2 separate regions of the Homo sapiens genome follow, and region 1 is linked to region 2. A link is a loop called in an ENCODE intact Hi-C map of the cell type or tissue named here. Cell type or tissue: mammary epithelial cell. All regions are shown on one strand. Links, peaks and the distances in the headings refer to the core of each region. The heading gives the core; the rest is flanking DNA.

Region 1 (17,675 bases), core at 5,177-13,176, 55 kb before region 2:
CCTCTACGCAAATAAAGTAGAAAATCTAGAAGAAATGGATACATTCCTCGACACATACACTCTCCCAAGACTAAACCAGGAAGAAGTTGAATCTCTGAATAGACCAATAACAGGCTCTGAAATTGTGGCAATAATCAATAGTTTACCAACCAAAAAGAGTCCAGGACCAGATGGATTCACAGCCGAATTCTACCAGAGGTATGAGGAGGAACTGGTACCATTCCTTCTGAAACTATTCCAATCAATAGAAAAAGAGGGAATCCTCCCTAACTCATTTTATGAGGCCAGCATCATTCTGATACCAAAGCCGGGCAGAGACACAACCAAAAAAGAGAATTTTAGACCAATATCCTTGATGAACATTGATGCAAAAATCCTCAATAAAATACTGGCAAACCGAATCCAGCAGCACATCAAAAAGCTTATCCACCATGATCAAGTGGGCTTCATCCCTGGGATGCAAGGCTGGTTCAATATACACAAATCAATAAATGTAATCCAGCATATAAACAGAGCCAAAGACAAAAACCACATGATTATCTCAATAGATGCAGAAAAAGCCTTTGACAAAATTCAACAACCCTTCATGCTAAAAACTCTCAATAAATTAGGTATTGATGGGACGTATTTCAAAATAATAAGAGCTATCTGTGACAAACCCACAGCCAATATCATACTGAATGGGCAAAAACTGGAAGCATTCCCTTTGAAAACTGGCACAAGACAGGGATGCCCTCTCTCACCGCTCCTGTTCAACATAGTGTTGGAAGTTCTGGCCAGGGCAATCAGGCAGGAGAAGGAAATAAAGGGTATTCAATTAGGAAAAGAGGAAGTCAAATTGTCCCTGTTTGCAGACGACATGATTGTTTATCTAGAAAACCCCATCGTCTCAGCCCAAAATCTCCTTAAGCTGATAAGCAACTTCAGCAAAGTCTCAGGATACAAAATCAATGTACAAAAATCACAAGCATTCTTATACACCAACAACAGACAAACAGAGAGCCAAATCATGAGTGAACTCCCATTCACAATTGCTTCAAAGAGAATAAAATACCTAGGAATCCAACTTACAAGGGATGTGAAGGACCTCTTCAAGGAGAACTACAAACCACTGCTCAAGGAAATAAAAGAGGACACAAACAAATGGAAGAACATTCCATGCTCATGGGTAGGAAGAATCAATATCGTGAAAATGGCCATACTGCCCAAGGTAATTTACAGATTCAATGCCATCCCCATCAAGCTACCAATGACTTTCTTCACAGAATTGGAATGACAGAGGAGCGGGGAGGGTCGCCGGAGCGGGTGCCAAGCAAGGCAGGGCAGGCAAGTGCAGCAGGCACTGAGTTTCCGGGAGGAAGCCCGGGGGAGGTGGGGTGGGGCAGGAGCGGGGGCTGGGGACCCGGCCGAAGACCAGGGGGCCCAGGAAGCCTCTTCCCGAAGGCCTTCCCCTCTCCAGCCCCTCCACTCCTGGGAGGGCATCTGCTGCGGCCAGGGAGCGCCCTGCCCCAGAACCCCGGCAAAGGCATATCCAACCCAGCCGTGTCTTGTTCCCTGTGAGCCTCCGGGTCCGGCGGGGTCCTCAGGGGAACAGGTGAGGCCCCCCAGCTCCTGAGTCCAGCCCTAGGTCTGTGCGGCTCCTTAGGGGGCGGCATGGGGCTCTTTCCCTGGGGCCTAGGTCCCCCCGTGGCCGTCCCACTGGAATGTGGCAGTGAGGTGGGCAAGGAAGGCGCTCATCCCCTGGCCGCATTGTCCCTCCTGCTGCCCGTGGGCGGCCCGCTACACAGCCGTCTCCTGGTCCTCCCGCTGGATCATCTGGTAGTGCTGCCGGTTCTCCAGGTAGGCCGCCAGCTCGGTGTCCTGAGCCTTCTCAGCCTGCTGCCGGGGAGTGTCGCCCTGCTGGTCTGGCCCCGGCCTCCACGATGTAGTGGCAGATGGTGCGCTGGCCCAGGGCCGCTGCTTGGTGCAAACAGGTCTCCCCGTTTTCCTCCACCGCATCAAGGATCTCTGGGGGAGCGTGGTCCAGCAGGTAGCGGACCACATCCTTGCTGCCAGTGCTGACTGCGTGGTGCAGGAGCGTGCGACTCTGCTTGTCTCGGTGCATGATGTCGCCCCCAGCTCGGTGCAGCTCCTGGAGCTTACAGAAGTCGTTCCTCTTGGCAGCCTCAATCAGCTCTTCACCTTGAGGGGGTGCAGCATCCCCTTGCAGTGACCGGGGCGTGGGTGAGCAGGGTGAGGTGGGGAGAGGGGAAGTGGGGGTTGGGAGGTCAGGCCGGGCCGATGCCCCCAGCAGCTCAGGGTCCAGGATATAAATCTCATCCTGTGCGATCTCAGTCACATAGTTGAGGTGCTCCTGGGCTCGGTTGATCCTGTAGAAGCGGCTGGCAGTGGTGGCGTCCAGGAAGCACCACTTGGGGGACAGTTTCTGGCATGTCGGGGACTTGGCTCCAGCACCATCGGGCTCCTGCTGGAGTCTCTCAATGTGGGCACGGCAGAGCTCTAGGTCACTGTCTCCTGGGACCACCACAGTGCCCAGCGGCACGGAGGCCTCCTTGAGCTGCTCCTTGTCGTAGTGCAGGGCCTCATAGTCGTGCATGCTGACGCGTCTCACCTGGATGCGCAACTGCTCTGGCACCGGCTGCTGGTCGCTGTGCAGGGGGGCGGCGCTCCGCCGCTTGGCCTTCTGCACCATGGTGGCCTGGTTGCGCAGGGCAATGCGGATGCGTGAGGCTGCAAGCTTGCAGGGCTCGCCATCCACCTGCACCGGGATGGCCTTGGATGTGGTGAGCACCACCTCGCGACACTGCGTCAGCCGCTCGCCGTGTCCGCCCACCTGCAGCGCGGCCAATGACGTCATGGTGAAGCCAATGACCTCGAGGTAGCCGTCGTCATGCCGCTGGGGCTCAAAGTCGTGGTGCTCCCCAGGGTGGCCGCAGGGCATGGTGCCCGCACAGTACCTGGGGATGTTCAGGAAAACAACACACTGGGGTTTCAGGTCCTGGATCTTGGGAGTCAAGTCCATTCCATCACACACCACTCGGATGTGCTTGGCCAGGTCCTTGGAGCTGCCCATCAGGAAGTCAGAGAAAGCTGTCCCGGCGTAGAACATCTTATTCCGAAAGCGGCTGTTGAATTTCTCTGGGTTGGCCTCTCGAGACTCGTGGAACTCCAGGGTGACGTGGGCGTCAAAGCCCAGGCTGAAGTAGTTGTTGAAGACATCCAGGGGCAACCGGTCGGTGGCGCCTTCATCTCGGTCCTCAGGCCCTGCCTCGGGGTTGGGCTCAGCGTGGAGGTCCCAGCGGTCCAGCTGTACCACGTTCCCCTCCTCCACGTGGGAGAGGATCTTGGACACAGGCTCATCTGTGTAGCCCCCACCCCAGTTGAGGGTTCGGGCCAAGTCGTTGCCAGTACCCAGGGGCAGGATGGCAACAGGGGGTGGCGGCTTCAGGCGTAGCTGGTCCAGGGTGGAGAGGATCCAGCCCACCGTGCCGTCGCCCCCGCACGCCAGGATCCGCAGGTTGTGCACTTTGCGGTACATCTCCAGCGCCTCCTTGGGCCCTCCCTGGCTCAGGTCGAAGACTTGTCGGGGATTGAGATACCAGAGGAAAGACTGGATGATCTTTGCACCCTGGTTGCCCCCACTCTTGGGGTTCACAAACACCAGCAGGGGCTTCATGAGGGGGGAGGGGGTGGGCCTGATGATGAAGGGTCTCCAGCGGCCCTCCTCAGGCCCTTTCTTGCTGGACTTCCTCTTGAAGGATGCCCTCTTCTTCTTCTTGCTTGCTTTCAGAGTATTCTGGGGCCTCCGGGCGCGGAGGATCCAGGTGGGCGGGATGACCACGGCTGCGTGGACCCCCAGCGAGCACGGCTCCTCGATCTGCTGCAGCACGAAGCAGGACACCTTGCTGTGGTATGCCTGCTTGCACCACGAGCAGCTGATGGCCACAATCTCCTTGCTGTGGAAGGTGAACTTCTGCTGGAATCCCTTCCCACAGTGCCGACACTTGCCGTCCTGGCGTCGTCTGTGTACCCAGTGGTGCCATACAAAGGTTGGCTCGAGGACATTCCTGGAGCCTGATTCACGGAAGGATGGCTTACAGCGGAAATTTATCTTCTCCAGCTGCTCGATGCAGGGCGTGTGCACCACAATCTTGCAGGCTGCGCACTTTCTTCGAGACACTGACTTCTGCAGCATCCTGGCTACACAGTACTGCTCCCCAACGTAGCAGAAGTCCCCGGACACGTTGGTCTCGAACCAGATGTGCTCCCCATATGTCGCCGACTCGCTCCAGTCCACTGTACTCCGGATCTGCCGCTCTGACTCGCTGCACCGGGCCCCAGGGGTGGGCGGAGGGGGGGCCAGGTGCTGGAGGCCAGACTTGGTGATGGCTTTCCTGTGCCCGAAGAGCCGCAGCCCCGGGAAGCGCCGCTTGTTGAGTCGCCGCGGCGCCTTGTCCGGCTCGGGACCGGCGTCGCGCTCGGAGCCGCTGGACGAGGCGGAAGCCGACTCGCAGTCGCTGCTCCGGGCCTCCGGGCTACCGTCCCGCGGCTCCATCCGGCCCTAGCCCCGGCCAGCGGAGGGCCCGCGGGAGACGCCCATGCCGGGCCGGCGGCCGGGGCTCAGCACGCCCGCTCCGTGCCGCCCGCCACCTCCATCTGGAAAAACTACTTTAAAGTTCATATGGAACCAAAAAAGAGCCCGCATCGCCAAGTCAATCCTAAGCCAAAAGAACAAAGCTGGAGGCATCACACTACCTGACTTCAAACTATACTACAAGGCTACAGTAACCAAAACAGCATGATACTGGTACCAAAACAGAGATATAGATCAATGGAACAGAACAGAGCCCTCAAATAATGCCGCATACCTACAACTATCTGATCTTTGACAAACCTGAGAAAAACAAGCAATGGGGAAAGGATTCCCTATTTAATAAATGGTGCTGGGAAAACTGGCTAGCCATATGTAGAAAGCTGAAACTGGATCCCTTCCTTACACCTTATACAAAAATCCATTCAAGATGGATTAAAGATTTAAACGTTAGACCTAAAACCATAAAAACCCTAGAAGAAAACCTAGGCATTACCATTCAGGACATAGGCGTGGGCAAGGACTTCATGTCCAAAACACCAAAAGCAATGGCAACAAAAGCCAAAATTGACAAATGGGATCTAATTAAACTCAAGAGCTTCTGCATAGCAAAAGAAACTACCATCAGAGTGAACAGGCAACCTACAACATGGGAGAAAATTTTCGCAACCTACTCATCTGACAAAGGGCTAATATCCAGAATCTACAATGAACTCAAACAAATTTACAAGAAAAAAACAAACAACCCCATCAAAAAGTGGGCGAAGGACATGAACAGACACTTCTCAAAAGACGACATTTATGCAGCCAAAAAACACATGAAAAAATGCTCATCATCACTGGCCGTCAGAGAAATGCAAATCAAAACCACTATGAGATATCATCTCACACCAGTTAGAATGGCAATCATTAAAAAGTCAGGAAACAACAGGTGCTGGAGAGGATGTGGAGAAATAGGAACACTTTTACACTGTTGGTGGGACTGTAAACTAGTTCAACCATTGTGGAAGTCAGTGTGGCGATTCCTCAGGGATCTAGAACTAGAAATACCATTTGACCCAGCCATCCCATTACTGGGTATGTACCCAAATGACTATAAATCATGCTGCTATAAAGACACATGCACACATATGTTTATTGTGGCATTATTCACAATAGCAAAGACTTGGAACCAACCCAAATGTCCAACAATGATAGACTGGATTAAGAAAATGTGGCACATATACACCATGGAATACTATGCAGCCATAAAAAATGATGAGTTCATGTCCTTTGTAGGGACATGGATGAAATTGGAAACCATCATTCTCAGTAAACTATCACAAGAACAAAAAACCAAACACCGCATATTCTCACTCATAGGTGGGAATTGAACAATGAGATCACATGGACACAGGAAGGGGAATATCACACTCTGGGGACTGTGGTGGGGTGGGGGGAGGGGGGAGGGATAGCATTGGGAGATATACCTAATGCTAGATGACGTGTTAGTGGGTGCAGCACACCAGCATGGCACATGTATACATATGTAACTAACCTGCACAATGTGCACATGTACCCTAAAACTTAAAGTATTAAAAAAAAAAAAAAAAAGAATAAGACTTGACCAGTAAAAAAAAAAAAAAAAAGAAAGAAAGGGAAAAGAGACATTACAGAGACTGCTGAGGAAACTTATATGGGGTCTGTAGATTGGAGGGTAGTGTAAGATCAATGTTAATTTCTCAATTGGGAAGGTTGACTGGTAGAAATGTAGGAAGTGTCCTTGTGTGGGGGTGGGGGGGAAGTACACAAAGGAGGATGTAAAGATGATGGGGCACTATGTTTGTACCTTTTTGTCAAAAATGATTCAGAAAAATACTAATGGTGATGGAGATTGTACACACACACACAGAGAGAGAGAGAGAGAGAGAGAAATGGAGAGGATGAAGAAGTAAATGTGGTAAAATATTAATATAGGGAAATCTGCGTGAAAGGGATATGGTGTTCTTTAAATTTGAAATTATTTCAAACTGAATTATAAAAAATGATGTATAAGGTTTATGTTTATTGAAATAGAAATATGTCCGTGATTTAATTATGTAGAGTATTCCATATATTTATATGTTAAAAGAACTAATGGCCAGAGAATTATAGGTAATTATTAACATTTTCTTTTTACTTCTTCAATTACTAGAGATTTTTATGAGCTTTTAAAAATTTTCCTAATCAAAGGAAAATAAAATATATTTCCATTTTGCAGTCAATCTTTTAAAAACTTCACAATTACAACTTCTTCTTTGCAAAGCTTTTCAAATCTCTTTGTTTTCACAAATGGCAGGAGTGAAATTACAGTATGCCTACAAATAAACGCATGCATATAAGCAACTCATACTTAGGAAAGACACAGACACATAGATGTAAAATCATCACTTTTTCTAAAGTATACATTTTGATAAGTTCTAAGCAGTGACCTAAAGTTGTCATTAAATGCCCTCAATTACCTAATTATAAGTACTCAATTACATTAATAGTCCTAAGTCTTGTAAGCCAGCAGCTCAGAAAATTAAAATTAAGTCGAGTGACATTTACATAATACTTTACAGTTAATAAGATTATTTCATTAAATCTTCAGAATCTTGTATTATTATTACACAAAAATCCATTTGTGCCCCAGCCCAGACCTCTCTGCATCATGAAACAGGAGCCAGCAAAGGCCTTTTCTCTTTGATGTGGGTCATGAGAGTATAGGAGCAATCAAACAAAACAAAAGTGGGAACAGCGGGAATGTAATGAGACACTGTTTCTTTGAGACAGCGTCCTGCTCTGCCGCCTAGGCTAGAGTGCGGTGGTGCGATCACAGCTCACTGCAGCCTTGAACTCCTGGGCTCAAACAATCCTCCTGCCTTAGCCGCCCAAGTAGCTGAGACCAAGGTGCGTACTGCCACACCCAGTTAATTTTTTAAAGCTTTTGTGGAGATGGGGTCTCACTATGTTGCCCAGGCTGGTCTCAAGCGATCCTCCTGCCTCAGCATCCCAAAGTGTTGAGATTATAGGCAGGAGCCTCTGCACTCAGCCAACTAGCTACTTTTTAAAGCTGGCTCTTGTAACTTCTCACCCTGAACCACTGATGCAGGCAGTCAGCTTGCAGTCATGATTAGGGCCTGGTCTGCTTTCCAAATCTACATCAGTGAGAGAGAGGGGGCTGTGCTCAGAGAGCTGCAGGCATCAGTGTTCACCACCAAGCTCTTTATTCATTAATCCCAAGAAAGAGGCCTGAAACCTATGGATATGGGGAAGTAAGATGTTACATAAAGAGAAGGGAACATACATCTAAGCAAATGAATGATTAAAGCTATTTTTCCCAAATCAAAAATCATTCATAGATCAATACCTTCATTTATTGGGTAAAGGTCAACCTCATTAACAATGAAGCCCATGCCTCTGGAATTCTAGCTGTGGAAACTGGAGCTGTGCAGCTAGTGCCTAATTTTGCAGGTATGTCATCTGGTGAGTTACAGATCAGCACAGTTTGCAAAAGGAATTTTGTCTTTTGCATACCTCGCTTCTCTCTCACTTTTGAGTGGCTTTTAGCAGATTACTCCCCACAGCTTCTCTGTTCACAGTGTAATTTTTCAATTGTGACAGATTTGCACCATTCTGTTGGAATATAGTCTTCTTACTTCTTTGTTGGGAATCTGTGGTGTCACCAAAGGGGAAGGGAAGGGAGATTCCACAACATTTGAAGATAGTGGTGAGGAAAGAAAAAGTTGTTTCTGGATTATACACTAGAGTCCAGCCCATTCACTAAACCAATTCCCCCAGTTGTAACTCGGACGGAGATAGAGCTGGACGGGTGTGAAACTGCTCTTTGTCAGAAAGGCAGAAAGACAGACATGGAGGAAGGGAGGTGAATATTCAGGAAAGAGCAGGCAGGAGGCAAAAAGACCAAGCACCAGAGAGAAAAAAAGAGACGCAACCAAGATTCCCGAGAGAGACATAAGGGAAGAAACACATTTATTCATAAGATTTAATAAGAAACTGTCTTCTAGGTATGCATGTGAAATCACCTTTTTTTAATCCCTCATCTATTCCCCTATCAAAAATCCTCAACTAACACCAAATTGTTTACTATTGGCCTTATGCAAATGGTTGTTTTTGAGAAGAAGATAGCAAACATAATAAACCAGCCTATCTAATTTTTCATGGAAATTCAGTTCCTTCCCATGCCAACAACAATAACAAAAAAGATTGGACAATTGTCTCATTCAAATATTGGTTTGAGAGAGTACTAAATTGTTGGCCTCCCTGAAAGTGTCCATCTGGGCCTGAGAATAGAGCGTTCCTAGGTTATCTGACATTGTTTATGTTGTTACATGGCCTCAGAGAATCATTGCAAAGGTTTTCCTGGCCCAATGCCGCACAGCCCAGAAAGGCCACAGTCAGCCTGCATGCTTCTATTTCACATGCAGACTGCAACAGACCACAGGGAGGAGCTGTAAGAGATGCACACCACTGTGTGCCACAGGCAGGAAGAGGACACCTCCCCTACCACTGCCACTCCTGCCTCTCAGGCTTTTGTCATTTCTCCACATATACCCACATGGTCACTCTTCCCACCATGGGAACCCATCGTCATGTTGGGAAATGTTCCTACTACGGCCATTAGGAGGTTCTTCCTTCCCCATCTGTCTCCCTCTCACAGTTTCTTTCCTTCTTCCAGTGTAACTATAAATATTTCCAGACTCCAGAAGTCTGAAGAACCACTTGCCCTGCTTCTCAGGCTGGCATGATACTGTTGATGAATTTCTACTTTCCAGTTCCATTCTATGCCTTGCCTGGTATTCTGCCACTTCCCCTTTGTGATGGTTGTTACTTTTATGTGTAAATATGGCTGGGCCACGATGCCCAGATACTCAAACGTTCTTCTGAATATTCCTGAGAAGGTGTTTGGGATGAGATGAACATTTAAGTCAGTAGACTTTGAGTAAAGCAGAGTGCCCTCCATAATGTGAGTGGGCCTCATAGTTGAAGGCCTTAATAGATCAAAGGTGGACATCCTTCAGGGAGATAGGATTCTGCCAGCAGATGGCCTTCAGACTGTAACTGCAGCTCTTACCTGAGTTTCCAGTCAGCTGGCCTATCCTGAATATTTTGGATTTACCAGGCCTGCGCAATCACATGACCTAACTCCCTAAAATAAATCTCTGTCTCTGTCTCTGTCTCTGAATGTACACACATCTTGTTGGCTGTTTCTGTGGAGAATTTTGACTCATGCACCCTTTGTGCAGAGTAAACCAGGAGTGTCCTCATTAACATGTGGCACTTGTACCCCATTGCCCCCAAGACTCTTCAACAGGCTTACCTCAAACTTCACACACAGCAGCTTAGGCATTGGGCAGAGGGTGGGGAAGGGGCTAAGAGGACCTTTGCTACATGAATGTAAACAAGTATTTTATTCACTGTGGGAAGATGCGGTCTGCAGGCAATAGCATCCCATTTAATGAGATAAAGCAAAGGAACCAATCCCTTCTGAAATAGTTGCTTACCCAAATAAGAGTTAACAGAAAAATATAATACTAATCTTTGTTCATTATTCACTGGATTCTCTTAATTTTCAGATATCCCCTTGGATTAAATGTTTTCTTATTTTTTGGTTGTTTAGGTTGGGCATTAATTAATCAACCTGCTTTTCACCAATTTTCACAAAATCTCTCATGTAGTTGACACCTGTGGGACTTTTTGCCTAGTACCCTTCTATCAGTCATTGGAGACCCCTGAAGAAAATTTTCTCTTCAACTCTCCTAAGAGAGCTACCCCCTCTTATCCACTTCCATGGTACTGTAGGGTTCACCCTATGAGCCCAGTGCCACCTCCTCAGCACAAATGACTCCCAGGAGGAAGACCCTAACTCCAGCAGACCAACAAGCTTCTTATCTTGCAGTTCTGGACTTGGAATAAGAGAATGACATTCTGTCCCCTTCTACGTGGCTAAAGCTCTGAGAGATTTCAGCAGCCACATTTCCTGTCATGGGATAAAGCTGATCAAAACTGAATGCAGGGAGTTAGAGAGGATTTTCAAGAACCTAATTCCCATTGTTCTGGAGGCCCAGCCATCTTTCTGACCTTAGTTTCCATGAGGCATGTTTCTATCCTCACAATAAATACCCTGCTTCATTATGGTAATCCAAGTTGGGTTTCTGTCATTTGCAATCAAAGGAGTGCTAAGCAATATGTGTGGAAAAGAACGGCATCCGTGAAACCAGCATTCTGTCCTGGTCTCAAAGCAGCTTGAGTCACGTTATCTCAGACAAGTAGAAACCTGCCCTCGGCCCAAGGGGGTGCCACCTTCAAGCCACTCCACAGGTGCTTTGTGTGATGGAGTCCTCCAGAGGGTTATGGGTTCTTGCCAGCATTCTGGGGCTGAGTGGGAAAGGGGGCCATGGTGGGGGTGGGGAGGGATGCAAAGCTGGCTTCTTATCCACCATCAAGAAAAAGATTTTTGGCTGGGCGCAGTGGCTCACGCCTGTAATCCCAGCATTTTGGGATTACCGAATGCGAGATTTGCCGAGGCGGGCAAATCACCTGAGGTCAGGAGTTCAAGACCAGCTTGGCCAACATGGCAAAACCCCATCTCTACTAAAAATACAAAAAATTAGCCGGGTGTGATGGTGGCAGGCACCTGTAGTCCCAGCTACTCAGGAGGCTGAGGCAGGAGAATCGCTTGAACCCAGGAGGCAAAGGCAGAGGTTGCAGTGAGCCAAGATCATGCCACTGCACTCCAGCCTGGGCGACACAGTGAGACTCTGTCTCAAAAAAAAAAAGAGTTTTCTTCAACTCTCCTAGGAAGACATTTCCATATATCATCTCCTACAGAGGTCTCATCATCTTAAACACCTGCCTGATATGTAGGCTTTCAGAGTCAACACTGCTGAAATTAACTTTGAAATATTTAAATATTTAACAATTTAAAATATTTAAAATATTTGGAAGAATTTTAGAGGATAAAAAAAGAAGAAAAAGGGAAATCAGGAAATGCTCAAGTGTTGATAGTCTCTCCCACTACTTCTTGCCTTCTCTCTAGACTTACTTTGGAGAGGAGGTAGAGGGACATCTAGAATTTTTTTTCTGAGTTCCTACTTTATCTAGACAGAAATATCAGTTTTCCTGCTGTCTTAATCAGTTTAGACTGCTGTAATAAATATATCATAGACTGGGTGACTTAAATGACAAACATTTATTTCTCACAGTTCTGGAGACTAGGAAGTTTGAGATCAGGGTGTCCGCACATCCAGTGTTTGTTGGGGGCTCACTTCCTGATCTGCAGAGGATCATCTTTTTATTGTACCTTCACACGGCAAAGAACAGAAAGAGAGCTCTCTGGGGTCCCTTTTATAAGTCACTAACCCCATTCATGAAGTTTCTACCCTCATGACCTACTTACCTCCCAAAGACCTCATCTAATAATACCATCACATTGGAGGTTGGGATTTCAACATATGACTTTTAGGGGAACATGAACATTCAGTCCATAAAATTTCTTTTGTTAGCTTTTCCTTCAAGAGGAACTTTTACGCACTTAAGGTATTCAGAAGGTAAAACAACCTTCTTACTCAACTTCCCATTTCAACTCATGTTCCCTTCACCCATTCTTCACATAGCAACCAAAAGGCTATTTTTAAGATATAAAATCAGAACACTAAGTCCCTTCTGTAAAATATTGCATTTGTTTCCCACCATATTTAGAATCAAAACCAAATTTCTAACCATGATTCCCAGAGCCCAGTATGATCTGAGTCTGTATATGTCCCTAGTCCCAACGGATGTCATCCTTTTCCTCACTTAGTCTCTTCCAGCCACCCTAGCTTCTCTCAGCCCCTGGAAAGCACCTGGTCCAAAAATTATTATTCTAAACCAGACAAATTGTGCTTACAGGGAAGCATCTGACAAAACTCAGGTCTTAGCGAAGCCTGTGGAAAAGACTGCAATTCCAGTCAATAAGGAAAGTTCTATCCTGGGAGACAAAGACTTTTATGGCAGCAGATGCATATCTGTTATTCAACTGTCAATATACGGCAAAACTGAGTGAGCAACTGCCTAATTTTCCCCCTGTTCTGAGTGCCATGGGATCTCATTCATCGCTCGAGTGAAACTAGAAAACTAACACCAGGCTCCTGGCAGTAAACAGAGTGTCATGGTTAATAACAGAAGTTAGGCCGGGCACAGTGGCTCACGCCTGTAATCCCAGCACTTTGGGAGGCCAAGGCAGGCGAATCACAAAGTCAGGAGATCGAGACCATCTGGGCTAACACGGTGAAACCCCGTCTGCACTAAAAATACAAAAAAATTAGCTGGGCGTGGTGGCAGTCGCCTGTAGTCCCAGCTACTCGGGAGGCGTGAACCCAGGAGGTGGAGCTTGCAGTGAGCCAATATCACGCCACTGCACTCAAGCCTGGGCGACAGAGCGAGACACCGTCTCAAAAACGAAACAAAACAAAACAACAACAAAACAAAAGTTTGATGTAGACGAAACTGGGTTTGAAACCTGACTTTCCCACTTCGTGGCTGTATTCCTTAAGCAAGTCACTTAATTTTTCCAAGCCTCAATTTTCTGCACTTTATAATGTGTTAATAATTTGACTTTGTGAAATTTAAATTAGAAAAAAGTATATAAAGCCCTTTCTTGAAGCAAGCATTTAGGCACTGCTAAATTCTGAGTGGTAACTAAACAGAACTGTAGTCTTGGCTTTTATATTTGCTTGCATACTCTTTGTAGGTGCAGAAGCTAAAAGATTGGTTAAGTAGGGAAGGAGACAGCAAAGCGTCAACTTCTTGTTGGTTGTGATTGTGCTAGACTTTGCCTGCAGCCTTTACAATACCTGGTGCAGTGCTGAGTACATGGTGAGGCAAGGTTACTCAAGTGAAGCATATAATCTCCTGCATCAGAAACACCTGTCATAATGCGCATTCCTGAGCACTGCCTAAGAATTCTTAGCCAGAGTCCCTGGGGTTGAGGACAAGGATAGACATTTTAAACAAATCCTCTAGATGATTCTCTATACACATATAAATTGAGAATATGTAGCTGAGTCTCAAAACAAAACTGATGGGTTGATTGAGCAAAAAAAAAAAAAAAAAAAAAAAAATTACAACTCTGGTCCCAGATGCAAACAACCTCCGTCTAGCTTTGCATCTTTTAAAAAATGCTTTCTTCCAAACATAAGTAATATATTAGAATTTTTATGAAAGGAAATGCAGTGAACAAAAGGTCAAGAGTTGCTGGGATATTTATTTCAAAGCCTTAGAGACTACCTCTTTGACATTTCAAAGGTCCTCAATGGGCCTGTAAATTAAATGTATATGTCCCCATGTTCATGAAAATCCCTTCTGCTAGAGAGCTTCCTCCCACAGAGCAGGTTCTATCAGGTAGAGGCTTATAACTTATTGATAATATTAATGTAGCACCCTGAGTTAGCACGAAAGCACTCTTACCACCCTGCATTTGTGTAATAAAGTGCCTGGCCCCCTTTTTGATGTTTGATTGCTGATAGCTTTCAATATACATAATTCCCCTTCTCCTTTTGTCTCATATATTAGTAAGCTGATAAAAAAGCCTGGGTGCTCCCTCCCTTGGCACCCATGGGAAGTTCAAATCAACACATGTGAGGGAACCCCTCACCCCAGCCCTGTGCCCTAATTGTCATAAAACTCCAAGCCAGTAACCTCTCCCTGCTCTCTCAATCCATTTTTGGAACTTCTTGGGAGTTTGCTGTGATTTCCCTAGAAAGCCTAATCATGAGAATAGTGTGCACATGCGTGCGTGTCTGTGTGTGTGTGTGTGACATCATCAGTCTAGACATAGGAACTAAATTTTTTGGAGGAGGGGGAGTCTATCCGGTGTCCATAAAGTGACCTAAGCCATCTGAAAAATGAAAGTAGCCTTTTCATCCATCTCGGTAGTTTCTCTGTCCAGTCTGCACACAGCTGAAAGTGTCATTTCCACAATGTGCTGCTCTGATTTTGCTACTTCTTCACTTAAGTTTAAAATTAAAAATGTCAAAGGGTTCCCTACAAAATCAAGTTCTAAAGCCTGGCATCTAAAGCCCATAATTTTAACCCAATTTATCTTTCCAGACTTTCCCCCCTACCATTTTCTCATACCTTGTTCTTTAGCCAAATAGCTGATCTACTGATTCCCAAAGGAATTTTAATGTCTGACTTGTATTAATAATTGGACTTGTATGTCCTTTTCCACTGTTTTCTTAAGGTATTACTTTTATCTCAGGATATTATTTTAACTTTCAGTTCTTAAAATTTTTTCTCTACTAGATTTTAAGAAACCAGGAATCTTCTTTGTTCACTCTGTAGGACTTAAGGCAAAACCTGGCACATCGTATGTGCTTAATGAATATTCATTCTTCTGATTTGATAAAGCATCATAAACCTACTCCGGGATTTCTCAAGGGTAAGAAATTAAAACAAAGGATAATTTTTGATGTTAATTTTTCAGCAAAATGTTATGCTTTAATCATGAATGACTTTATGGAATTGGGTTTGAGGTTTTTTTTTTTTTTTTTTTTTTTTAGATGGAGTCTAGCTCTGTCACCCAGGCTGGAGTGCAATGGCGCAATCTTAGCTCACTGCAACTTCTGCCTCCCAGGTTCAAGTGATTCTCCTGCCTCAGCCTCCTGAGTAGCTGGGACTACAGGTGTGTGCCGCCATGCCTGGCTAAGTTTTTGTATTTTTAGTAGAGAGGGGGTTTCACCGTGTTAGCCAGGATGGTCTTGATCTCCTGACCTCGTGATCCACCCACCTTGGCCTCCCAAAGTGCTGGGATTACAGGTGTAAGCCACCGCGCCTGGCCTGAGAAAATATTTTTAATATAAAATGAAATGAACTAATTTACACTCCCACCAGCAGTGTAAAAAAGCATTCCTATTTCTCCACATCCTCTCCAGCATCTGTTGTGGAAGATAGTGTGGTGATTTCTCAAGGATCTAGAACCAGAAATACCATTTGACCCAGCAATCCCATTACTGGGTATATACACAAAGGATTATAAATCATGCTGCTATAAAGACACATGCACACATATGTTTATTGTGGCACTATTCACAATAGCAAAGACTTGGAACCAACCCAAATGTCCATCAATGATAGACTGCATAAAGAAAATGTGGCACATATACACCGTGGAATACTATGCAACCATAAAAAAGATGAGTTCATGTCCTTTGCAGGGACTTGGATGAAGCTGCAAACCATTATTCTCAGCAGACTAACACAGGAACAGAAAACCAAACACCATATGTTCTCACTCATAAGTGGGAGTTGAACAATGAGAACACATGGACACAGGGAGGGGAACATCACACACTGGGGCCTTTCAGGGGGTAGGAGGCTAGGGGAGGGATAGCATTAGGAGAAATACCTAATGTAGATGAGGGGTTGATGGATGCAGCAAACCCACCAAGGCACGTGTATGCCTATGTAACAAACCTGCACGTTCTGCATATATATCCCAGAATTTAAAGTATAAAAAAATTTTTAAAAAAAGAAATGAATCTGTCCTTTAGTCTGTTGTGATGAACAAATTTGAATATTTCTCAAAATTGTCATTCATTAATGATAAAATTAGCTTAGGCTAAATTCAATTAATTGGTTTGTTTCAAATGTACTATTTTTTGCAGGCTTTTTCCAATCATACGCTTTTAGTACAGATCTTGATCATTTCATTAGCAATAGTAGGCACCTTATTGCTAAAAAGTACAACATGCTAATTTTCTCCCATAGGATTGGTGTTCACATGGGCATACACAACAAGGACCTGTTGCTCCTTTAAAAAGCACTTTTTCTCACGCTTCTAATCCCAGCACTTTGGGACTGCTAATCCGAGGCGGGCGGATCACAGAGTCAGGAGATCGAGACTATCCAGGCTAGCACAGTGAAACCCTGTTTCTACTAAAAATACAAAAAATTAGCTGTGCATGGTGGCGGGCACCTGTAGTCCCAGCTACTCGGGAGGCTGAGGCAGGAGAATGGTGTGAACCCGGGAGGTGGAGCTTGCAGTAAGCCGAGATTGTGCCACTGCACCTCCAGCCTGAGTGACAGAGCAAGACTCCGTCTCAAAAAAAAAAAAAAAAAAGCACTTTTCTTCTTTAAGCCTCTAGTTAGTCTCTTCTCCAGGAAGATAATAATTCAAAGATCATAGCTTTTTCTGTAACATCTTTAATCATGCCAGTAAAGGTTCTATCACAAAGACAAAAGATACACCATGGCAACTGATAGAATTCTCCAGTATTTACATGATGGATAAAAGGTATAAGTGACTTACCTTTCCCTTATAATTGGTTAATGCAAAGAAAATGATATCTAGCAGAAAGTCTTCTATAATGTAGAATCTACTTGAACATATGATACCAATGCCTCTCTCACAAAAGATACTAATAATATCCCTGAAAACAGGTTCTATTCTCATTTATTAGACAACTTGCTTCATAAAGACTAGTCTATAGATCTGGACATATAACAATCTGGGAGCTGGGTGCTGTAGATTAGAAAGGAAAATGACTTAAGTAACAAATGCAGTGGGTCACATACTTAAACCTCCTCAAACATTTTTGGGAACCATGTTAAAGCTTGAGTTGATTATTTGTGCTGTGTTTTTGTAAATGTGACACTACTTCAGGACTGGACCACATGGGTCATGGCTTTATAAGCATCACATCAGTTCCAAACTCTAAATTCTATAACACCTTTTCAGTTTTTCTGCCACAACTTCAGCTGCCATTCACTAAAAAGCTCACTATATATACAACACTGAAGACATTTTTGGGTGTGTAGTCTTCCCCATCTCACTCAACACTCTTCATATGTCTTCAAAATTGCTTCCAATTAAGCATAAATTCTTTATTCTCTATTCTCCCTCAAAACTCCTGCATACAGCCTCACATGTCTGAAATATTTTTCATTCAGCTACTGTCCACATTCTTCACCTTTAAATGCTCCATGTATTTGGATACTCTGAAAAAAATCTCAAAATTTCTGAAGTCTCCTTAGAGAATTTTATATCTGCCCCTATTCATTTGTTACTCTGAAACATACTTTC
Region 2 (12,216 bases), core at 4,217-12,216:
TGGGTGGTTTGCTAGACAACATAATTGTGGTGTAGCTTATTAAAACAGATGGTGTTTGATTAAAGAATGTACACCATTTGCTATGCTATAAGTTCTCAGAGTGGACTATACTTTCAAGCTGGGTCAATTTTTCCATTGAACTTAGTAGATTACCTACTAATATAAATGTGTTATTATTTATGTCTTATGATTCCAATGGTATAGTGGTTAAAATTGATAATCTGAGAGCAACTTCCTCAAGCAAAGTATTTTTTTCTAGGTGAAGTTCACCATGAGAAGTTCAAGTTCATTTGAAGTTTAATCTAGTGGAAATATTTTCCTTCTCCACTGCCTCTCATGTCACCTATGAATGTCTGGTGCCATTTTGGGCAGAACCAAATTTTTTTCTCTGCAGGCAGTATGATATAGGGAACTCCCATGGGGCCATATGTACAAATTGAGGGAGAAATGGTGATGAGCAGCCTTCTATTCATGGGAGTGGAAACAAGTCCTATTAACGTCTTAACACTGCCTTTGGGTTTTGCTCAGGCCCAATGTCATATACAGCATTTTTATTTGCTGATGGAGAATCTCTAGACACATTTAACTTTATGATCAGCTAGATCCAAACAATCAATTGATATTGGAAAGCTTAGGTCATTTGTAGACCTATGGTCAGGTATTCACTCCTATCAGGACCTGGCAGCAAGCCACAAACTGTTTTCAGAAGGAAAACAGTGACTTGATAAAGAGGTCATAGACTTGCTCCAAGATCCTACGGGCTCACACCGTGATTCTCTTAGTTGAACTTGGTGCAGGAGCAGGCTCCATTTAGATTCCTTATCTGCCACAGACACTTAAAGAACCTATGATCCAGCTGGGTGCGGTGGCTCACGCCTGTAATCCCAGCACTTTGGGAGGCCGAGGCGGGCGGATCATGAGGTCAGGAGATCGAGACCTTCCTGGCTAACACGGCGAAACCCCGTCTCTGCTAAAAATACAAAATGTTAGCCGGGCGTGGTGGTTACTCAGGAGGCCGAGGCAGGAGAATGGCGTGAACCTGGGAGGCGGAGCTTGCAGTGAGCCGAGATCGCGCGACTGCACTCCAGCCTGGGCAACAGAGTAAGACTCTTGTCTCAAAAAAAAAAAAAAAAAAAAAAGAACCTATGATCCACTGGTTTAGAAAAGCTGAAATTGCAGAGCCAGAGCCTCTTATAACTAAAGTCTGTACAACCATGGATTTCTTTTTGCTCTGGACTCCATTCAAGGCTGGAAATATTTTTGGTCAGTGACTAAATGAGTCAGAGCAGAACAACCAAATGTAGTATATGTTGCCTCAAAAATCCAAAGACACCTGTTAAACATTGTGCCTCTTTCTCAGTGGTAGGGGCACAAAGGCGCACAGTGTTTGCCTCTGGACAGAATAATCCAATATGATGAAAACAACCTGACTCTAGAAACTTCGCTGACATGGTAGGCACCTAAATGTTCATGGATTTTCTCCTCCAGCTACTGCCACGCATGTGCCTTAAAGGTTTCTAGGGTATCTGTTACTCCCTGCTATGCAGATCTTAACAGTAAAATGTCACAGATGTAGTGTACTAATGTGATGCTCTGTGAGGTGTTAGGACAGTTAAGGTCCTTGTGGGCCTAATTTTGACACAGAGCCAAAGAGCTGACATAAGCCTTAGACAAGATTGTTCTTTGGAATAGTGGGAAAATGGGCTAATTTAATGACTACATGTTAGATGCCAAGAGAGGTGTCAGTTTGTTTCAATAAAAAAGGCCACAGCTGAAACAGCAGCTTAACTGAAGTAACCATTGGTTGAGTTTTAATAATCCATTGCCATTCATGAAAATCCAGTCAAATTTGTATGTTAAATCTGAATATGAAAGGAATCACTTCTCCAAACAAACATAGCTTCTAGGTACATAGCTTCTAAGTTTTCAGTGGTGGCAATGATCTCTATGGTGCTTCAAGGATGCAGTATTGCTTTTGGTTTACTCTTTTGGTAGCATGAGGAAGGAGCTCCAGGAGCTTCTGCTTGGCCCCTGTATTAGCCTTTCAAGTAGTGTTCTATTTTGGCATGCATCAGAATCTCTTGAATGGAGAACATAAATTGTTAAACCCCACCCCCAGTTTTTGATCCAGTAAGTCTGGTTGGGGTTTGAGAATCTGCATTTTTAACAAGTACCCAGGTGATACTGATGCCAACGTAGATTATGACTACAGACTGCAGATTGGGTAAGTGAAAAGAAATTTTCAAATAAATTTACCAGCCTCAAGCATTTAACATAGTACCAGCATCAGTCCGTGTGTTTGACGAAGAAGAAAGTGGAGACGAGTGGTGAAGTTAGTAAGTCAATTCAGTGGCAGCTGGTGAAGAGATCTCCTATTATCCACCTCATATAGTTGCTGTAAATTTTAAATGAGGGTATGACTGTAATGTGATCAGCACAGTGCCTGGTATATGGAAACACTCAATAAATATTATTATTTCAGTTTTTTAAAATTAATTTTAAAATCCACCCAATATAGCCACTAATCACCTAAGCATCTTTGTATTAGTTATTTAACCATTTGGGCACTGAGTTTATTCATCTATAAAATAAAGTGGTTGAAATAGGTGATCTTTAATGTCTGTAAAAATCACTGGTTTTACATTAAAAGGAATCTATCATAGCTGTCTTAATTAAGGTTTTATACTCACTGAGGGTGATCTTTCTTTATAGCTCTGATGTTCTGAAAATCTTGTTTCTTATTTATTTTATCTAAATTTTGCATCTTGTGGAATACATATTTTTCTAAAAAGTAGATTGGACTTTAGGTCAGTTTCTACCTATATTTATGCCTGGGAACTCAGAATTGAGGTACTATAAAAAGAAAAACCCAAATAGTAAAGGTTGTCTTTTCTGTTTATAGGGTCATACTTTTCCCATTTGGGTTTCTCTGAGGCTTTACTGGAGAGAACTAAAGCCCCGTTAGCAGAAGTGCCACAGAGACATAAAAGAAGCTGCTATTGTTTTAATTATATGGGTCTAATTACGGTAATGTGATGGATAATTTACCATACACTAAGGGCTGGAAATTTCAAGTTGTTTTGGGATTAGAACCTGCAAATCATTTTGATTAAAATACCAATGACTTCACTGAAGGGCCACTGTCTAAAATTCTGCACAATCATATTCTTCTTATTATAAAAATTTCATACATGTCATTAACCACAACTTGATGAGAAAGCAAAATAGACCAAAAATGAAATGTATGCTTGCCAAAATGGTTAATTTACCATTGACTATCAGTTTGCCCTCTTTCGAAATGTCCTATCTTTGAATCTCACTGCGTCTTGCCTGTACAATAACCCCTCTCTGTTTTGTATCACCAGTTTTCCCTATTTCCTGCATCTTTGTTTTTGCACATAAAAATACTGTGATTTCTCCCATCTTAAAAAAGAACAACAACAATAACAACGAAAGCCTCTTTTGGTTTCACAGCTCTTTGTAGATACTGCCTCTTTTCTTGTTCCTTTTGTAGCAGTGGACCTCAAAGACACAGTGCACATTCATCTCTCCATTTCTTCGTCTCCTGTTCTGTCTTGAAGATTCCTATCAGAGTCCCCCCACATTTCAGTGAAGCTACTACTATAATGGCGGTAACTCCATTAACTTCCACATTGCCAATCCAAATGTCAATCTTGGTTGTAGCCAATTGTCCTCCTTTTTGAAATACTTTCTCAATTCAGCTTCCAAAGCACTGCTCTATCCTGCTTGCCCTTCTCCCTCTCTGGCTGTTCCTCCTCAACCTTCCTTCCTTCCTGAACCCTCCCTGTCTTCCCTACCTCTAACTGTTGGAGTGCCCCAGGCTGAGTCCTCACACATCTCTTCACTAACCACGTTATTCTTCAGATGATCTCACTTACTCTATCCTTTAAATACCATCTATGTTCAGATGATTCCAATATGTCAGTATGTCCAGGCCTTTCCTGATTATCCTGTCTAAAATAGCACTCCCTCCTGTCATTTTCTATTCCCTTCCCTTACATTTTGTGACAGCACTTACTTTTTAGCAGTGACTTTATATTATATGTCTATTTGTTTATTTGCTTATTGTGTACCTCCCTGACTAGAATGTAATCCCATGAGGGCGGGGACTTGGTTTTATTCTCTGCTATATCCCAGCACAGAGAATAAGGTGATGGTGGTATGGTATATATTAGGTATTCAATAAGTATTTGTTAAGTGAATCATTAATGTCCAAATTTATTCTTTCAAATCATTGAGCACTCATTTATGTTATGTAACAGTGCAAAGCAAGCAATAGCTTTAGCTCTAAGAGTGGGATCACTGCAGGCTGCCTGGGTTATTTACCACACAGCACGCGGAGGTGAAGGGCACAATGGTGAGAGGGTGGAGAAGTGGCAGCAATTCTAATTTGTGCCCAAATAAGGGAATGGCAAATCCAGTCTAGTTTAAGACAGTTGAGGTTGGGATGGGGAAAACAATGGGATGGGTGGGCCTCAGCATAGGGGCACAGCTTCATAACTATCAGGTGAAGAATAGAGACAACAGGACTCCAAATACAAACAAGGCAATCCAGAGAAACTATCAGATGTTCTGAAGCAGAAGAAAATTTGCCTAGCCCACAGGCGACCCACAGGAACCCAGAGCCTGGTTCCTTGATTTCCGCATAGGCTCATGGCCACCTGCAGATGCTGGATGCTCAATCCAGAATCAGCTGTGGGGATAGGGCTGGGGCAGGTTCTCTGGGGAATGCAAAAATAAATATAATCTCTACCTTCAAAGAGGCTGCAGATTTATAGGAGATGCTAAGACACAGCTAATAGAAGTAAAAGCATTACGTAACATGTAATGTGCTCAGCAGAGCCGTGAAATCACAGCAAATTATATCTGTAAAGGAGGCTATTTATGGATTGTGTTTAAATATAGAACTAGTCTCTTGGGTGCAAGAAAAAGAACAATTTACTAGTTACATATCTCTTCATTTGCAAAATGTAGGGTTTAGAAAGAATTCTTTTTTATGTTTCCTTCCAGTGCTAAATTGCTATGATTCTTAATTCACATACATGTAAGCCTATATAGGTAAACTTGTATACATAGATAATAAAATCTCATTAATTTGGACTTTGATTATTTTGAACTTATGACCAACCATCAAAGTAAGGCTAGTTGAATTTTCATTTTATTTTATCAGTAATATTAGTAGCTTGTTCAAAAAGAGTGTAGACAAATTATAAAAGGAATGCTTACCAACTTTAAAGAACAAACTGTTTTCAAAGCATTTAGAACTCCTATTTGCAAACAAATAGCTGAAGTGGATGTCAGCCACTTGGACTGATGTTTTGATGCATTTCATACAGATCCCTGAACTAGGGCCGCTTGGAGAGAAGGGAGTTGACACACCAGGTCCCTGACCCTCATCTCACCTCAGAGCACCAGGAAGCCAGAGCTTGCCTTGACTGAGGACAAAACCAGAGGAAATCATTTGCAGAAGCACCGGGCCTGGCAGATTATGCCCTGAGCCTCCTGCTGTATTTCTTGCTTTGGCAGAACAAACTTTTTTAACAAAGAAGATGCAGTCTTCTTTAGGTTATTGTGTAAAATTCATCCATTGAAAATGTTTCTTGAATGTCTACTACATTTATCGAATGTGCAGGAGGCACTATTATATATCCTTATTACATTATAGATTTTCAGTACCAAGTGTTTATTTCATTTACAGCTCTTGAGGATATATTTTATCTTATTATTCACAGTTAATTGTAATAAAAGTTTCAATTGTATTACCTCAAAAGGCTACATGTGGACCTCACAGGCAAATGGGGATGTTACTAAAAGGAGAAACAAGGGTGATTATGTAATACTAAAATTTATCAAAAGCTTTTATGACTAAGGTCAGAAAAGCTGAAAATCAAAATGAGATGCAAATTGAAAAATGCCAGGAAGGGAATGAAAAAACAGAATCTGGAAACCACAGAAGTAAAAATTTTCATTATACCTTAGACAAATCATCACAAAGTTGATCCCAAATTGAAGATACATATAAGAAAGTAGTGGGAGGCCGAGGCGGGCGGATCACAAGGTCAGGAGATCGAGACCATCCTGGCTAACACGGTGAAACCCCGTCTCTACTAAAAAAAAATACAAAAAATTAGCCGGGCAAGGTGGCGGGTGCCTGTAGTCCCAGCTACTAGGGCGGCTGAGGCAGGAGAATGGCGTGAACCCCGAGGGGCGGAGCCTGCAGTGAGCCGAGATCGCGCCACTGCACTCCAACCTGGGCGACAGCGAGACTCCGTCTCAAAAAAAAAAAAAAAAAAGAAAGTAGTAATAGGAATTATACAACCCCCCTCAGATGAATTTAGTCACCCTCTGTGACTGAGCCAAAAGGCTAATCAAGAGAGGCCAAGGTCTTCAATCTCCCTTGAACGCACCAAAGTCATTCGAACCAGATGTTTTTCCTGATGCTGCTTTCTTCACCCACTGTCTGACTTTGCAGCTATTGTTCTATCTTCAGATCCTTGCTGCAGTTCTAGCTTCTTGGTGCAGCCCTTCCTAATTCCTCCTACCCAAAATGAGAGCCACTTTCTGGATGCCCCGGAAACCTTACAACATTGCAGTTTACCACTAAATGGTTCTCTAGTGAGTATGGAGTTCTTCTGGATTAGGCTACAAATACCTTACTTGCAGAATTCATACTGTAAACATTTTAGTGATTTATTAACTTGTAAGAAAAGTCTTACAAGACATAAAAATTTAGTCATATTAAGTAAATATTGAATGAATGGCATTTGTCAAAAATAAAAACTGTAGAAAAATAAAACCACTTTGGAAAATTTGGGATGTAAGGTTCATAATACCCATTGCACCTAACTCCTTATAAGACATAAAGGAGGCACTTTTGGCTGACAAATCGATTGATGAATGAATGGTAGTAAGAAAGTTTTCTTTACTGAGACCTTTCATTCTAACCTACATATTAATGTATGAAATTGATTAGTGCAAATAATCATACAGTCATCTCAAAGTAAACTCAAAACATTCACCACCACCACCACTACCACCACCACCCCCTAAAAGCTGCTCAGCCTCCTGTATCCTTTTATGCCTAGTTAAAGGCATCACTCCTCACTCAGTGACCTAAGCCAGGAACCTGGCAGTCACAAAGTACTTTCTCCTTATTCCCATATTTGATTCCTCACCAAATTCTGTTGACTGTCTCAGATCCATCCCTGCCTCTCCTTCAGCACAGATTTTACTTGGTTCAGGCCTTAACATCCCCACCCACCCAGACTCTAGGGTTATTTCCCAGCTGGTTGCACATATCTGGTCTCACCTCTCTCCAATCCATGCCACATCCAGCCAGAGAGGATCTAAAATGCAAATCTGTTCACATCATCCCCTTTCTGTATCTTGTAATGGTTCTAATGCCTAAAAGATAAAGTCCTAACTTCTTTGCATGTCCTTCAAGGGCCCTTTTAATCTGGTTTCAGCCTTTCTTTTTAAAATCAACTTTGGCCACTTGCCTATATGCATCATACCTTCTTCCCATCTAAAATTTCAGAGTCTAAAATTGTCAGACTTGAAGTGCCAATGCATTTTATCTCACTGTGTAGGACAATATTTGACCCTGTATCCATTTAAACTAGTTGACTTACCTCTATATCTAAACCAAGGACCAATTTATTTCTTGATCACCTCTGCAAAGCTGATACTTTGGTCACCACGATGGCTGGTAAATGCCCCTAATATAGCAATTATTTGATCGTATACGCATTTAACCTACTAGAACTTCTCTACTGTCAGAAGGGCAGGGAGGGACATAGCAGATGCTGGCATGTGAGGAAAGTATATAGTTTGGCATTTCATATATCAGCATCACCATAACAACCACTCAAATATTTGTTGAACATTGGTGAGTCAATGATGAAAGAGTTTAGAAGAAGGAATTTCAGGGAAATGGAACAGCAGGAGCAGAGGCAGCAGTGAACTTGCAGTAGGCTAAGAACAACCCAAGGTAGTTTTTTTTTTCCCTGACACTGCTAAATTGAAGGTTTTTATAAAGGAGCTAAAGATGAGGAAAGTAGCCAATCTGAATAAGCTGTGACTCAATAAGTAGAAGATGAAACCAAAACATACCTCAAAAACTTCTGCCTGGGAGACTGGAAGATTGGTGACACCTTGATGGAAAACAGTAAGACTGAATTGTACATTCAGACCAGTTCTCACCATCTGAATTTGAAAAAGAAAAAAAAAGTCTAAGAGGAAAAACTGAATAGTTACTACAAATTACCTACAAACGTCCTTGCCAGTATGAGGATTTATGCCACCTGGTGGCAGTTTATCTAATTTTGTTATTCAATTCTTTACAATAGTGCAAACTCTCAAAATTTGTACTTACAAACTTGAGCACTGTGTCAGGCATGAAGGAGCTATTAAATTTTTTTTGTAGAATAAATGGATGAGTGGAATGTGTAAATAAATTATTCAATGAAGCAAAGCTCTGTGATGAAAAAAGCTCTGATCCAAAGGTCAAGACAGTTGGCATCTAGTTTCACACTAACTGTCGAGTGATTCCCAGGAGGTCACAGACCTCTCTCCCAGCTCTACCATTCCTGACTTTATATTGGGGTTTTAGTTTATTTATCTAAAAAAAATGATATGTAAAAATTTCTTACAGTTATAGTATTTGAGTTTTTTATATATAAATTATATATATATAACAATATGTTATATATAGCACAAACTCAACAAAAACTCAAATATAACTGTAAGAAATTTTTACATATCTTTTTTGTTATATATGTATATTGGGATTTTTATTTGAAAAATTATTAGCTGAGTTCAAAAGTCCTTGAAGAGTCACAACATCAGAGGGTCTGTCAGGAGTGATATGTACACTTCTGGCAGTTGAATTTGAACTCACAGCTGGAGGAAACTTGCTGGTTCTAAGTTCTCTTCTGATTATGTCATCATTGTTTCTCTTTAGCCAGATGTTTCTAATGATAGCTTTCTAGATGACATTCCTCCTATTTTGTCCAGCCTCCGAATCCCCTCCTACACAGCACATTTGACCCCTTCCTATGAGTATCCAGGCCATACTCACAGGTGGGGTTTGAAGGGTGAGTACACACTGCTATGTGGATTTTTTTCTTTTTAGGCTAATATTATGTTTAATAAATGGGATTATGCTATTGTATGTATTTGTCTAATTTTCTCAGCTAAAGCAAAAGATCTATCCAAAAGGAGGCTTTTTAAAAAGTCGTATTCCTAATACAAGGTCTTTATGCAATAGACACTCAGTGTGTCCTTTTCAATACTGATCTTTATGATGAGAGTTAAAAAGCATTATCCAATTTAGGGACCAGGGAGGGGCTATATAAGATGATTCGGAAGTACTAGTAGTGCCAGCAAGTAGCAGCGTGCTAAAATCACACCCCACAATAGTGGGAGTACGTCAAAGGGACACAGGAACCCAACTGAAAAAGCACCAATGGCCAATTTAAGAAAAACAAATAAAATAATATTAGATTATAATCTAAAGTATATAATAAATATCCATGAGTTCATACTAACTTAAATAAATGATTGAATAATGGGAGAGAGTAGACAAATCTCAGGTATAGAAGAATTTGTAATAATTGATGTAGATACTCCACCGTCACAGTGTGAAACACAACCCTCCACTCTTTAAGTGTGGGCTCTGCACACACTGCTATAGAGTGTAGTATGGGAAGGCCAATGAAAGAGTAACCTTGTGATAGAAAAACCTGGCAAACACTGCCTCAGTCAGACTATCAACAAATGCTAAGTCAGGTTGGTAGCACATACCCTCCATGTGAGGTAATGAGAATAGCACGTTACCTCTGTGGTCTTCCTCCCCCAAATCCATATCTTCACCCTAATCATGAGAGAAACATCAGACAAATCCCAATTGAAGGACATTCTGTTAATACAAAATACCTGGCCAGTGCTCCTCAAAGCTGCCAAGGTCATGAAAAATAAAGTCTGAGAAACTGTGATAGCCAAGAAGAATCTAAGGAGATATGACAAATAAATTGTAATAAATTATCCTGGATGGGATCCTAGAACAGAAAAAGAACACTAGGTGAAAACAAAGGAAATCTGAATAAAGTATGGAATTTAGTTAATAATAATGTATCAATATTGGGTCATTAATCACAACAAATGTACCAAACTAATGTAAGATGTTTCTAATAAATGAAACTGAGTGTTGGGTGTATGGGAACTCTGCACTATCTGTGCAACTCTCTGTAAAAAGTTTATTTTAAAAAATGGGTCAAATCTCCCATCACACTCATCAGAAACTAGTGCCATGTTCGGAGATGCAAGGAAACGTCAAACTATTACTAAATATCTTTTGGAAAATTAGATAGCAGAAAACTAGATAGGATATTTTAAAAGCAAGAATCTTTCCTTTGAGGCAGGAGGAAGATAAAAGATGGCTTAAGAGCAGTTATATATTTTTTATTTGAAAAAAGTATAGTTCATTAAAGAAAATATAGGAAAAACTACACAAATGCAGAAAAAGGAAACAAAAGCTTTCATAATTTCACCATCTAACACAACTAAGTTAGTATTTTATTTTCAGTTTTTAAAATATGTTTATTTTTGTGATTTCTTCTCATAGTTGTAGTCCTACCTGATTACACAATTTAATTTCTTGGAAGGTTTTCCCTCTCTTCATTGAAGACAATCTTACGTAGAGCAAGTTAATTGGTGCCATTCTGCATTTCAGACAGAATTAATTTAAGTGAAAGAGAACCATATGACTTTGCAAGACTATGTGAATATCTAGAATCTGCTCTATTTGTCTAGGAGGTAGTGCAGAACTAAAGGGGTACATATGGTACTATACAGAAGCTTAAAGGTCTATCTCTTGATTTCACTGTGGAGAGGGTATGATATTTAAGAAACAAAATGGAGAAAGGGAAAAGTCTATCACCAGGCAAGTTCCTTAGAACTAAGAGATAGGTTACAGAAATAAGAGGTAGGATAATAGGTATTTACCAGTTCTCATGCTAAGAGTATTGTTGGCAGAAGAAAGAATATGATTGAGAGTAAATGGTAGGAAGTATATAATATTAACATTATTATAATCTCCATAATCATCTCTAGGGAGGAGCTTGCATTCAGACAATACTGTTTCTTAAGATTCACTACAATGGCTATTTTCCAGATAAAAAAAGTTTGACATCTTTAAATTCCGTTAGATTGAGGCAACTAGAAACAGTAAATATTCTTGAGTACATACTGCCACCCAGTGGATATATCTGTGTGATGCACAAAGCATTTGCGAACGAAGAGGACAAAGAGGTTTTGACTATGATGCTAGTGTTAAAGCTTTGCTTGCATTCAGTGAAGGCCATAGATCCTATGTAATCCCAAACTGAATTACACCACTCATTCAAAATTCTAGACTAGACTTTAATACACATTTTCAAAGTATTCTGATAAATATTACCAGAGGCTTTTGGCAATGGGAGAAAAATATTATGTGTGCTTACCAACACTATAGATACTAACTTCTTATTAATATTAATAAAACTAATGTCAGTGAATTTCCAATAAGATGAATCAGAGATACTCAACTTCTAGTAAGGAAGGAAGAGGGATGTCATAGCAGAGACTAGACAGTGGAAAAATTTGGCAAACACTGCCTCAGTCATATGATCAACAATACTAAGTCATATTGGTAGTATATACCTTGGATATGGTAATCTTGACTGCCTTGGATGCTAAGAACTCTGGCATGAAGTCTAAGAGAATTACACTTTTGGCATAATAATCTTGGATTTCCCTTTATCTGAAAGCTACTAAAGGTTTACTAGAGTGGAAATACACGCAGACAATGGATGGAATTTGGGTCATTTAAATGAATATTGAGACCATATTTATGTAGAGACTTCCTAGGGAGTCCTGGTATTCTGTAGATAAGTCCAATTATATTTGTGTTTCCTAAAAAGGAATAATACAATTTACGGAACTGAAATAACATTGAAAGTCTAAGAAAAACTACTTGTCTGAAACTTTATTTTTTGCTACGTTTATACATCATCTTCTCCAAGAAGTTTACACATCCACATGTGAACACTTCTGGATAGGAAATCTGCTAACTAATGTGTTCTCCATTGTTGGGTATGAGATTTCTTGACCTCACCATACTTACAAGTTAATAAATTAGCCTATCACTGTTTCTTA

Evidence for each region. Hi-C counts contacts between places; a loop is a spot of excess contacts. Peaks named below come from ENCODE experiments on the same cell type or tissue, not always from the same donor. Only the 100,000 strongest peaks of a DNase experiment are listed, where the experiment ranks them.
Region 1: a loop joins it to region 2, with 4 times the contacts of the local background. A loop is called at or near these places in 4 of 110 quality-filtered maps.

What each region holds. Positions count from the first base shown.
Region 1 is chr13:43,955,304-43,972,978 of GRCh38, reverse strand. It overlaps the pseudogene DGKZP1. Among named protein-coding and RNA genes, the nearest start is that of NRAD1, 58 kb to the left of the region's middle. In mammary epithelial cell, for the core only: a CTCF peak has its summit at 9,057; no DNase peak of the experiment used is centred there.
Region 2 is chr13:43,904,694-43,916,909 of GRCh38, reverse strand. No RefSeq gene overlaps it. Among named protein-coding and RNA genes, the nearest start is that of LACC1, 31 kb to the right of the region's middle. In mammary epithelial cell, for the core only: CTCF peaks have their summits at 8,303 (motif pointing left) and 11,286 (motif pointing left); a DNase peak (open chromatin) is centred at 7,909; H3K27ac peaks cover 329 bases.